Regions from separate parts of the Homo sapiens genome. Here region 2 is linked to region 1. Evidence: chromatin contacts called from ENCODE Hi-C or POLR2A ChIA-PET data. All regions are on one chromosome and are shown on one strand. Each heading gives the region's core, a stretch centred on a gene start or an enhancer-like site at or near the end of the contact. The rest is flanking DNA. Distances are from core to core; before and after follow the strand shown. Region 1 overlaps FBXL20 (F-box and leucine rich repeat protein 20). Region 2 overlaps CDK12 (cyclin dependent kinase 12).

Region 1 (4,939 bases), core at 987-3,486:
TCTGAAACACTGCTGGTACCAAGCATTTAAGATAAGGGATACTCAACCAGTAATAGCATTGCTCGATGGAGAATCTCGTTTTGAATCAGAGCTCTTTATTAATTACTCTGTAAACTAGAATAAATCACTTAATTTCCATTTTTTGTCTAGAGAGCTTTGAGATATGTGATAAGTACAAAAGGAATATAAATCTGAAAAACATTATAATGCTTTGTGTTTGTTGGTTAAGCTGGATTTTAGATGTTCCTGCTAATGGTATAGTCCCATGTGAATACCACATCGATAAATCTAAATATACATTAGGTAAATATGTTTTTTCTTGTGGGAAAAAATGGGAATGTTTCCATTCCTTTACTAAATAGCCAATAAATTGAGACGTTGGTGTTTTTGGAATTGGATTTAGTGATATGTTTCTCTTATTTTGTTTTATCCTAAGTGAGGGATGTCCACTGTTGGAGCAGTTGAACATTTCCTGGTGTGACCAAGTAACCAAGGATGGCATTCAAGCACTAGTGAGGGGCTGTGGGGGTCTCAAGGCCTTATTCTTAAAAGGCTGCACGCAGGTAATACTCCATGTAGGGCTCGTGAAATTCGGAAGAATCGTGAATGAATCATGAGCTCTTTATAGACAGCCCCAAGATGTTTGTCTGGAGGGAAAGGTTAGTTGTGTGTATTATTGACAAAAGACAAATGCTTACCAAAAATTAAAGTGTTTTCCTTAGGATAAAAGAATGAGAAGAATTAACATCTGACCAAAAATAAACTTGAGGAGGAGGGAGACAAAGTGTAAATTAAGATTATATTAAAGATACACCATGGTCAAGAAGAGTTCCATGCAGTTTAATTTGTGCTGAAAAGAAAACTTGGCTTGTTGTCACTGCCTGATACTTTGAACTGGATAGGCAAAGAAGGCAGTCTTAGCAATTTCCACTTGTTTTTTAACCACCAGTGTTTCTTAAATATGCCAAGTGTACAGCAACCTGCATTTTATAGTATTGATGCTTATTTCCTGCCAGTCACATTACAAATCCAACATATTTTGTCATTAAAAATTTTACTATCTCAGTGTTTTATAGTGAAAAAAAGAATTGATTAGTTAGCCTCTGGAAAGAAATGAGTGGATTTAAATTGTGGCTGACAAACTAAGGCTAGGCTCTACTTTATTTTATTAATGGTTACTAAAACCATAACTTGGATTCCATTAAAAGTGCCCTGATTCTTTTATCACGATGAGAGGGGTTCCATTGTTTGAAAGAGAATTTCAGATGTATGACTGCCTTAAAACAACAGCTTGAGCTTCTGGTTATTTAAGGAATCCTGAAAAATACTGATTGGAATGTATCATTATAATCAGTTACTTACCATCTGTTCTCAGCACTGTAAGCATGGCACCTATCTTCCAGTGGGAGATGAACACTGGATTCCTTTCTTGGCTGTATTTCCTCAAAGTTTGTTTATAAAAAACTTTATAAGGGGTGTGTAGAAGTTTGAAAATTATTTTAGTTTCATGGGCCCTCAGTAAAATGCTGTCAGGTATATTTAATTTATCAGAAGTAAAACCCATAAAAACTAGGCAGTGTTTACTTCATCTTTGTTCTTGATTTGATGATTATGTGAATTTGAATGTGGTCAAAGCTGATTTTAAAAATACTGAGAATCATAATAAGAATTATACTGTTATATGATCATAGCGTATTTTCTGATTCATTGTTCCTTCGAAACTTGGTTGGCTGTATTAGAATGTATGAATGAATGTGTACATTCTTAAATCTCTTTCCTTTGAGACAATGTCAATAATCATTTTTTTCTTACTTTTTAATCTTTCTAGCTAGAAGATGAAGCTCTCAAGTACATAGGTGCACACTGCCCTGAACTGGTGACTTTGAACTTGCAGACTTGCTTGGTAAACATCCCTTCTCACAACTCTTCTGTTTTAGTAATTCATTTCATTAAAATTTTTAAGAGCTATTTTAAGAGCTTCAGTCATCAAGACCAGTATTGTTTTTCTACCACAACCCTAGTGACAAAGTAAACACACAGATGACTTTTGACGTGCTTAACAATACTCATTCCTAGGGGCCTTGGCATAGATAAGATAGGAGGTAGCTAGCTTATGCAGAATTCCAGATGAACTAACTGTAGCTCCACCCCTTTCTTACATACTTAAAAAAACTGTCTACTTTTAAAATGTAAATGATTCACAAGTTTAGTATTTAAAATTGCAGTCAAGCTGGGCACGGTGGCTCATGCCTGTAATCCCAGCACTTTGGGAGGCTGAAGCAGGCAGACTGCTTGAGTCCAGGAGTTTGAGACCAGCCTAGGCAACATGACAAAACCCCGTCTCTACAAAAGGTGCAAAAATTAGCTGGGTTTGGTGGTGTGTGCCTGTAGTCCCAGCTTCTTGGGAGGCTGAGGTGGGAAGATCAGTTGAGCTTGGGAGCTTGAGGTGCAGTGAGCTGAAATCATGCCACAGCACTCCAGCTCGGGCAACAGAGTGAGACCTTGTCTCAAAAAAATAAATAAGATGATGAGCAATATATACTCGTCAAATTATTTTCAAGTAGCATCTATATTTAGCGTTTTGTCTTGTTCAAACTATCAGCTTTTTTGTGTCTACCCCAAAACCCCTGAATTCTACTCAGATAATTTGCTGAAACTATTCAGGCACCTAGAATGTTAACAGTACATCTTTATTTTGTTATTTATTTATTTATTTATTTATTTTGAGGCAAAGTCTTACTCTGTCACCCAGGCTCAAGGGTAGTGGTGAGATCTGCACTCACTGCAGCCAACCTCCACCTCCTAGGCTCAAGCGATTCTCCTGCCTCAGCCTTCTGCATTGCTGGGATTACACGCCACACCCAGCTACTTTTTTTTTTTTTTTTTTTTTGAGACAGAGTCTCACTGTGTCGCCCAGGCTAGAGTGCAGTGACGCTATCTCGGCTCACTGCAACCCTGCTTCCCGGGTTCAAACAATTCTCCTACCTCTGCCTCCTGAGTATCTAGGATTGCAAGTGTGTGTCACCATGCCCGGCTAATTTTTTTTTTTTTTTTTTGAGACGGAGTCTTGCACTGTTGCCTGGGCTGGAGTGCAGAGGCACGATCTCGGCTCACTGCAACCTCCGCCTCCCAGGTTCAAGCGATTCTTCTTGCCTCAGCCTCCCAAGTAGCTGGGATTACAAGCGCCCGTCACCACACCTGGCTGATTTTTTTGTATTTTTAGTAGGGATGGGGTTTCACTATGTTGGCCAGGCTGGTAATTTTTGTATTTTTAGTAGAGATGGGTTTTTGCCATGTTGACCAGGCTGGTCTCAAACTCCTGACCTCAGGTGATCTGCCTGCCTCGGCCTCCCAAAGTGCTGGGATTACAGGCGTAAGCCACTGCCATGGCCTAATTTTTGGGACAGAGTCTTGCTGTGTTACCCAGGCTGGAATGCGGTGGTGTGATTTTTGCTCACCTTCACCTCCCGGGCTCAAGTGATTGTTCCACCTCAGCCTCCCTAGTAGTTGGGACTACAGACATGTGCCACCACACTCAGCTAATTTTTGTATTTTTTTTGTAGAGATGGGGTTTTGCCATGTTGGCCAGGTTGGTCTCGAATTCCTGGGCTCAAGCAATCCACCTGGCTTGGCCTCCCAAAGTGCTGGGAATACAGGTGTGAGCCACGTGCCTGGCCAACAGTACACCTTTAGCTTTTTTCTCTTGCCTTAAAAATTACAAATGTATTTGCCTTGGAGTGAGAGTTGCTCATGGCAAAGAAAAAAGTGATAAGTTCCTTTTTTTTTTTTTTTGAGGTGAAGTCTCACTCTGTCACTCAGACTGGACTATTAGTGGCATGATCACAGCTCACAGCAACCTCCAACTACAGGGCTCAAGCAATCCTTCCACCTCAGCCTTCTGAGTAGCTTGGACTACAGGTGTGTGCCACCACACCTGGCTAATTTTTTAATTTTTTTGTAGAGATAGGGTCTCCCTATGTTGCCAGGCTGGTCTCAAATGTCTGGGCTCAAGCAATCTGCCTGCCTCAGCCTCGCAAAGTGCTGGGATTACAGGCGTGAGCTACCTGGGCTCTTCCTTACAATTCCGATTACTATAGTTGCTGACTATCAGAATTTGCCTAATTTCATTTTATTTATTTATTTATTTAGAGACGGAGTCTCGCTGTATCGCCCAGGCTGGAGTGCAGTGGTGCGATCTCGGCTCTCTGCAACCTCCATCTCCCAGGTTCAAGGAATTCTCCTGCCCCACCTTCCCGAGTAGCTGAGATTACAGGGCGTGCCACCATGCCTGGCTAATTTTGGTAGAGATGGGGTTTTGCCATGTTGGCCAGGCTGCTCTAGAACTCCTGACCTCAAGTGATCTGCCGGCCTTGGCCTCCCAAAGTGCTAGGATTACAGGCATGAGCCACTGCACCCGGCCATGATTTCATTTTTAAGACTGAAATGTGACCAGGCACAGTGGCTCACACCTGTAATCCCAACACTTTGGGAGGCCGAGACGGTGGATCGTTTGAGGTCAGGAGATCGAGACCAGCCTGCAACATGGTGAAACCCATCTCCACTAAAAATACAAAAATTAGCCCGGGCGTAGTGGTGTGTGCCCGTAATCCCAGGTATTTGGGAGGCTGAGGCAGGAGAATCGCTTGAACCCAGGAGGTGGAGGTTGCAGTAAGCTGAGATCGCACCATTGTACTCCAGCCTGGGCGACACAGCCAGACTCCATCTCAAAAAAAAAAAAAAAAAGACTGGAATGTTTACTCCTGAGAGATCAACCACAGTTATTGTAAACATGAAATCATTATCTTAAAATGCCAAAGAAAAACTATTCCTGGAGAGCTTCGTGTGTATGTGTGCACACACGCGCGTGCCTATAATCCCAGCACTTTGGGAGGCCAAGGCGGGTGAATCACCTGAGGTCAGCAGTTCGAGACCAACCTGG
Region 2 (4,939 bases), core at 926-3,425, 210 kb before region 1:
TGGAGTTCATCGAATTTACTCTACATTTTAGCAAAGATTTAACAAACAAGAAGAGCTCAACAATTTAATACTACTCTATCGCTAAAGAGGTGCAAAAATCTTGGAAAAAAGAAATAGTATTTTAGAATGCTTTCCCTGTAAAAAATATAAATTGCCGAAGATATTTACAAAAAAATAGAAATATAGCTAAGTTGTAAGTCAAAACTAATAAAAAATATACTGAATCATTCCGTTCACTTCAAAGCAGAAGGCAAACCTGACCAGCCAAAATAGACAATCATCAAACTAAAAATCTAAAGAAAAAGGGTCCAAGCAACTATTTCAGAATTATTAAGGCACCTGGTGGCAGAAGCCTCTCCCAGTAATCAGTAAATTATAGTAGTCAGTGGGGTTTTGTAGAAAGATAGGTTTCCAGGAATAGATCAGAAAAGTCAGTTTTCAATCTTTTTTTTTTTTTGAGACAGGGACTCACTTTGTTGCCCAGGCTGGAATGCAATGACACAATCATGGCTCACTGCAGCCTCAATTTCCCGGGCTCAAGCAACACTTTCACCTTAGCCTCCTAAGAAGCTGGGACCACGGCACACACCAACACACCCAGCTAATTCTTGAAATTTTTTGTAGAGACAAGGTCTTGCCATATTGCCCAGGCTAGTCACAAAATCCTGGACCTCCCCAAGTGATGCTCTTGCCTCGCCTCCTACCACGTATGGCCCAGATACAATTTTTTGCCTATCTCAATTTATTAATAAGTGGTAGAGAAATTTTGTGCCAAGAGCCAGGTGTGGTGGCTCATGCCCGTAATACCAACACTTTGGGAGGCCAAGGCAGGCGGATCAGTTGAGCCCAGGAGTTCAAGACCAACCTGGCCAACATGGTGAAACCTCATCTCTATTAAATAAAGATACAAAAATTAGCTGGGCATGGTGGCATGTGCCTGTAGTTCCAGCTACTTGTGAGGCATGAGAATTGCTTGAACTGGGGAGGTCAAGGTTGCAGTAAGCCGAGATCGTGCCACTGCACTCCAGCCTGGGTGACAGGGCAAGACTTTATCTCAAAAAAAAAAAAAAAAAAAAAAAAAAATTGTGTCATGCACATCCTCAGAAAAAATAAGACATCTATAGTACAACAGACTAACTCATGTCTACAAATAAAATCAGGCCAGATAGGTCTTCTCTATTCCTTCACAGTATCAGATGGTTGAAAAAGATCTGAGAACCTTAACCACAGGCAATCTTCTCTATTTTTATGACAGGTAGTTATAAAGGAAAATATTGGTGCTTTGCATGAATATTTCCTAGACCACAAAGATCTATCTCTTGCAATGTATCTTTTTAAAGAATACTGTTAACCCTTGTGTGTGAATTTTCCATAAAAGAATGTCATTTACTCAAAATATAAGAACATAAATCTCAACAGCTATTGACTCCTGCCAATTTTTATCGTTTTAATCCCTTGTAAATCAGACAGAACAATACAATATAGGTTAGTTTGTACCACATCAACCAGAACTGGGATAGTCAGTGGAGTAGATAATGATCATCTGAAACTTTCTGTTGAAATACTGGGAGAGATGAACATGCAACATTATTATAATCTGCACTCAGATTTTTCCATCCTAGAAACAAAACTTATTATCAGAAAACTCTTTGAGTCACAATGTAATATAGATTCTTTTTTTTTGAGACGGAGTCTCCCTCTATTGCCCAGGTTGGAGTACAGTGGTGCAATCTTGGCTCACTGCAACCTCTGCCTCCTGGGTTCAAGTGATTCTGCTACCTCAGCCTCCCAAGTAGCTGGGACTACAGGCGTGTGCCACTACGCCCGGCTAGTTTTTTGTATTTTTAGTAGAGATGGGGTTTCACCATATTGGCCAGGCTGGACTCGAACTCCTGACCTCATGATCTGCCCACCTCAGCCTCCCAAAGTGCTGGGATTACAGACATGAGCCACCGCACCCCACCAACATAGATTTTTTAAATTATTCTAATTTTTAAGATGTTCAGCGAAAAAAAACTTGTAATTTCTCAACCACTGTCGGAATATTCTTTACAAATCTCAATTCCTCATTATTCAAAACAGATTTCTTCTTGGTTTGGCTTCACTAGAAGAACAAGAAAAATCAGGCTGAGCATGGTGACTCATGCCTGTAATCCCACTACTTTGGGAGCCAAGGCAGGAAGATTGCTTGAGCCCAGGAGTTCAAGACCAGCCTGAGCAACATAGTGAGACCTTATCTCTAAAAAAAATAAACAAAGTTAGCTGGGAGTGGTGGCATGCACTTCTGGTCCCAGCTACTATCGAGGCTGAAGCGAGAGGATCACTTGAGCCAGGGAAGGAGGCCAAGGTTGCAGTGAGCCATGATTGTGCCACTGCACTCCAGTCTAAGTGACAGAGCAAGATTCTGTTTCACAGAAAAAAAAAAAAAAAAAAAAAAGAGGCAGGGTGCAGTGGCTCATGTCTGTAATCCCAGCACTTTGGGAGGCCAAGCGGGCGGATCACCTGAAGTCAGGAGTTCAAGACCAGCCTAGCCAACATGGTGAAACCGCATCTCTACTAAAAGTACAAAAATTAGCTGGGCATGGTGGTGCACTCCCAAAATCCCAGCTACTTGGGAACCTGAGGAAGGAGAATCGCTTCAACCCAGGAGGCAGAGGTTGCAGTGAGCCAAGATCACCCCACTGCACTCCAGCCTGGGCGACAGAGCAAGACTCTGTCTCAAAAAAAAAAAAAGAAAAAGAAAAAAGAAAAATTAAGGTATTTTAATTGTGTCATCATCATTTCAAATAAATTCAGTCTATGGTTTTTTGTCTGTTTGGAGACAGGATCTTGCTGTGTCACCCAAGCTGGACTGTAGTGGTGCAATCATAGCTGACTGCAGCCTCGAGGCTCAAGTGATCTACCCACTACAACATTCCAAGCAGCTGAGACTACAGGTGCATACCACCACAGCTGCTTTTTTTTTTTTTAAGAGACAGGGGCCAGGCACAGTGGCTCATGCCTATAATCCCAGCACTTTAGGGGGCCGAGGCCGGGGATCATGAGGTCAGGAGATCAAGACCATCCTGGCAAACATTGTGAAACCCTGTCTCTACCAAAATACAAAAAAAATTAGCCAGGCGTGGTGGCACCCGCCTGTTAGTCCCAGCTACTCAGGAGGCTGAGGCAGGGGAATCACCTGAACCCGGGAGGTGGAGATTAGTGAGCTGAGATTGAGCCACTGCACTCCAGCCTGGCGACAGAGTGAGACTCTGTTTCCCAAAAAAAAAAAAAAAAAAAAAAGGGGGGGGATGCCTAAGCTCTGGTCTCAAACTCCCACCTGAAGCAATCCTCCAGCTTGGCCTCCTAAAGTGCTGGGATCACAGGCATCAGCCACCATGCCCAGCCAATCTGTGTTTCATATTTTTGTTTTCTCCAATGTTTACTTTATGAGCTCAAATAAAGTACTAATACAGATTAGGTACTCTCTTATCCACAATGCCTCAAACCAGAGTGTCTGAACTTTTTTTTTTTTTTTTTTTGAGACAGAGTCTCGCCCTGTCGCCCAGGCTGGACTGCAGTGGCGCGATCTCAGCTCACTGCAAGCTCCGCCTCCTGGGTTCACGCCATTCTCCTGCCTCAGCCTCCCGAGTAGCTGGGACCACAGGCACCCACCATCACGCCTGGCTAATTTTTTGTATTTTTAGTAGAGACGGGGTTTCACCATGTTAGCCAGGATGGTCTCGATCTCCTGACCTCGTGATCCGCCCGCCTCGGCCTCCCAAAGTTCTGGGATTACAGGCGTGAGCCACCGCACCCGGCCTGAGTGTTTCAAATTTTTAAAATTTTTAGATTTTGGATTATTTGCATTATACTGGATGAGCATATTCAATGCAAAAATCTGAATACTGAAATGCTCCAATGAGCATTTCCTTTGAGTATCATGTCAGCGCTAAAAATGTTCCTGATTTTGGAGGATTTCTAGATTTTTGGATTAGGGATATTGAACATGTATGAAAAATGTATACTGCTTCTAAAATATTACATTTTTAGCATGTTTATTTCAAGACAGAATGAGTATTTGATAGGTTATGTCCTACCAGTTCAGGATATACAATTTGAATAGAGGTCAAATCCTGTTTCAGTAAATTCCAATGTACTAAAAACCTTGAAAATTTAATGACAGCCTCAAAACTACAATGCTTAACATTATCACCTTTAGCATAGGACACTCAGTATTATAAAGGGTTGCGGACATGTGGTACATGCAAAGTGAGTCTATCATAGGGGAGCAGATACTATACATCACAGTCATTACTTGAAAAGTCACTACCAGGAAGCGCTGATGTACCCTAACTATATCAGTATTTCCTAGTTCCCCATTTATACCTATACACAAATTCACATGTGGTAATTAGGTTTCATAATACATGTGTAATTTAAAAACCTACCAAGCTCTAGGACTGCCAAACTTTTAGAATATGAATAGTATTTTGGAATCTGAACTGAATCTGTGGGTGTAATGGAAACACTTCTAATAAAAATACTGTTAATAAAAAAAGAATATAGACCAGGAATGGTGACTACGGCCTGTAGTCCCAGCTCTTTGGAATGCCGAGGTAGGCATATCACTTAAGGCCAGGAGTTTGAGACCAGCATGGCCAACATGGTGAAACCCTGTCTCTTCTAAAAATACAAAAACTTAGCCAAGTGTGGTAGCTCATGCCTGTAATCCCAGCCACTTGGGAAGTTGAGGCATGAGAATCACTTGAACCTGGAGGCAGCAGTTGCAGTGAGCCAAGATCATGCCACTGCACTCCAGCCTGGGCAACAGAGCAAGATCCTGTCTCAAACAAAAAAAAAAGAAAAAATATAAAATTTATAAATATTTACGCCAGGGGTGGTGGCTCACGCCTGTACTCTCAGCACTTTGGGAGGCCAAGGTAGGCGGATCATGAGA

The links. Hi-C counts contacts between places; a loop is a spot of excess contacts on that map. ChIA-PET counts read pairs that join two places held with the same protein, here RNA polymerase II (POLR2A). Pooled maps may share reads with other maps.
Region 2: POLR2A ChIA-PET joins it to region 1 with 11 read pairs in BJ. The contact joins two enhancer-like sites. A Hi-C loop is called at or near these places in 1 of 168 maps with a recorded cell type or tissue (IMR-90) and 4 of 50 pooled maps. POLR2A ChIA-PET finds 5 or more read pairs at or near these places in 6 of 52 experiments (BJ, T-cell, activated CD4-positive, alpha-beta T cell and 3 more).

What each region holds. Positions count from the first base shown.
Region 1 is chr17:39,278,353-39,283,291 of GRCh38, reverse strand. FBXL20 (F-box and leucine rich repeat protein 20) reads left to right here. Exons shown (of 15, transcript NM_032875.3): 8 at 437-563; 9 at 1,829-1,903. Among named protein-coding and RNA genes, the nearest start is that of MIR548BC, 17 kb to the left of the region's middle. Within about 2 kb of position 2,236, at least 2 of the 41 ENCODE cell types and tissues checked have a DNase peak (open chromatin) inside an H3K27ac peak, as active enhancers do.
Region 2 is chr17:39,483,752-39,488,690 of GRCh38, reverse strand. All of the region lies in intron 2 of CDK12 (cyclin dependent kinase 12), which reads right to left. Among named protein-coding and RNA genes, the nearest start is that of CDK12, 25 kb to the right of the region's middle. Within about 2 kb of position 2,175, at least 3 of the 41 ENCODE cell types and tissues checked have a DNase peak (open chromatin) inside an H3K27ac peak, as active enhancers do.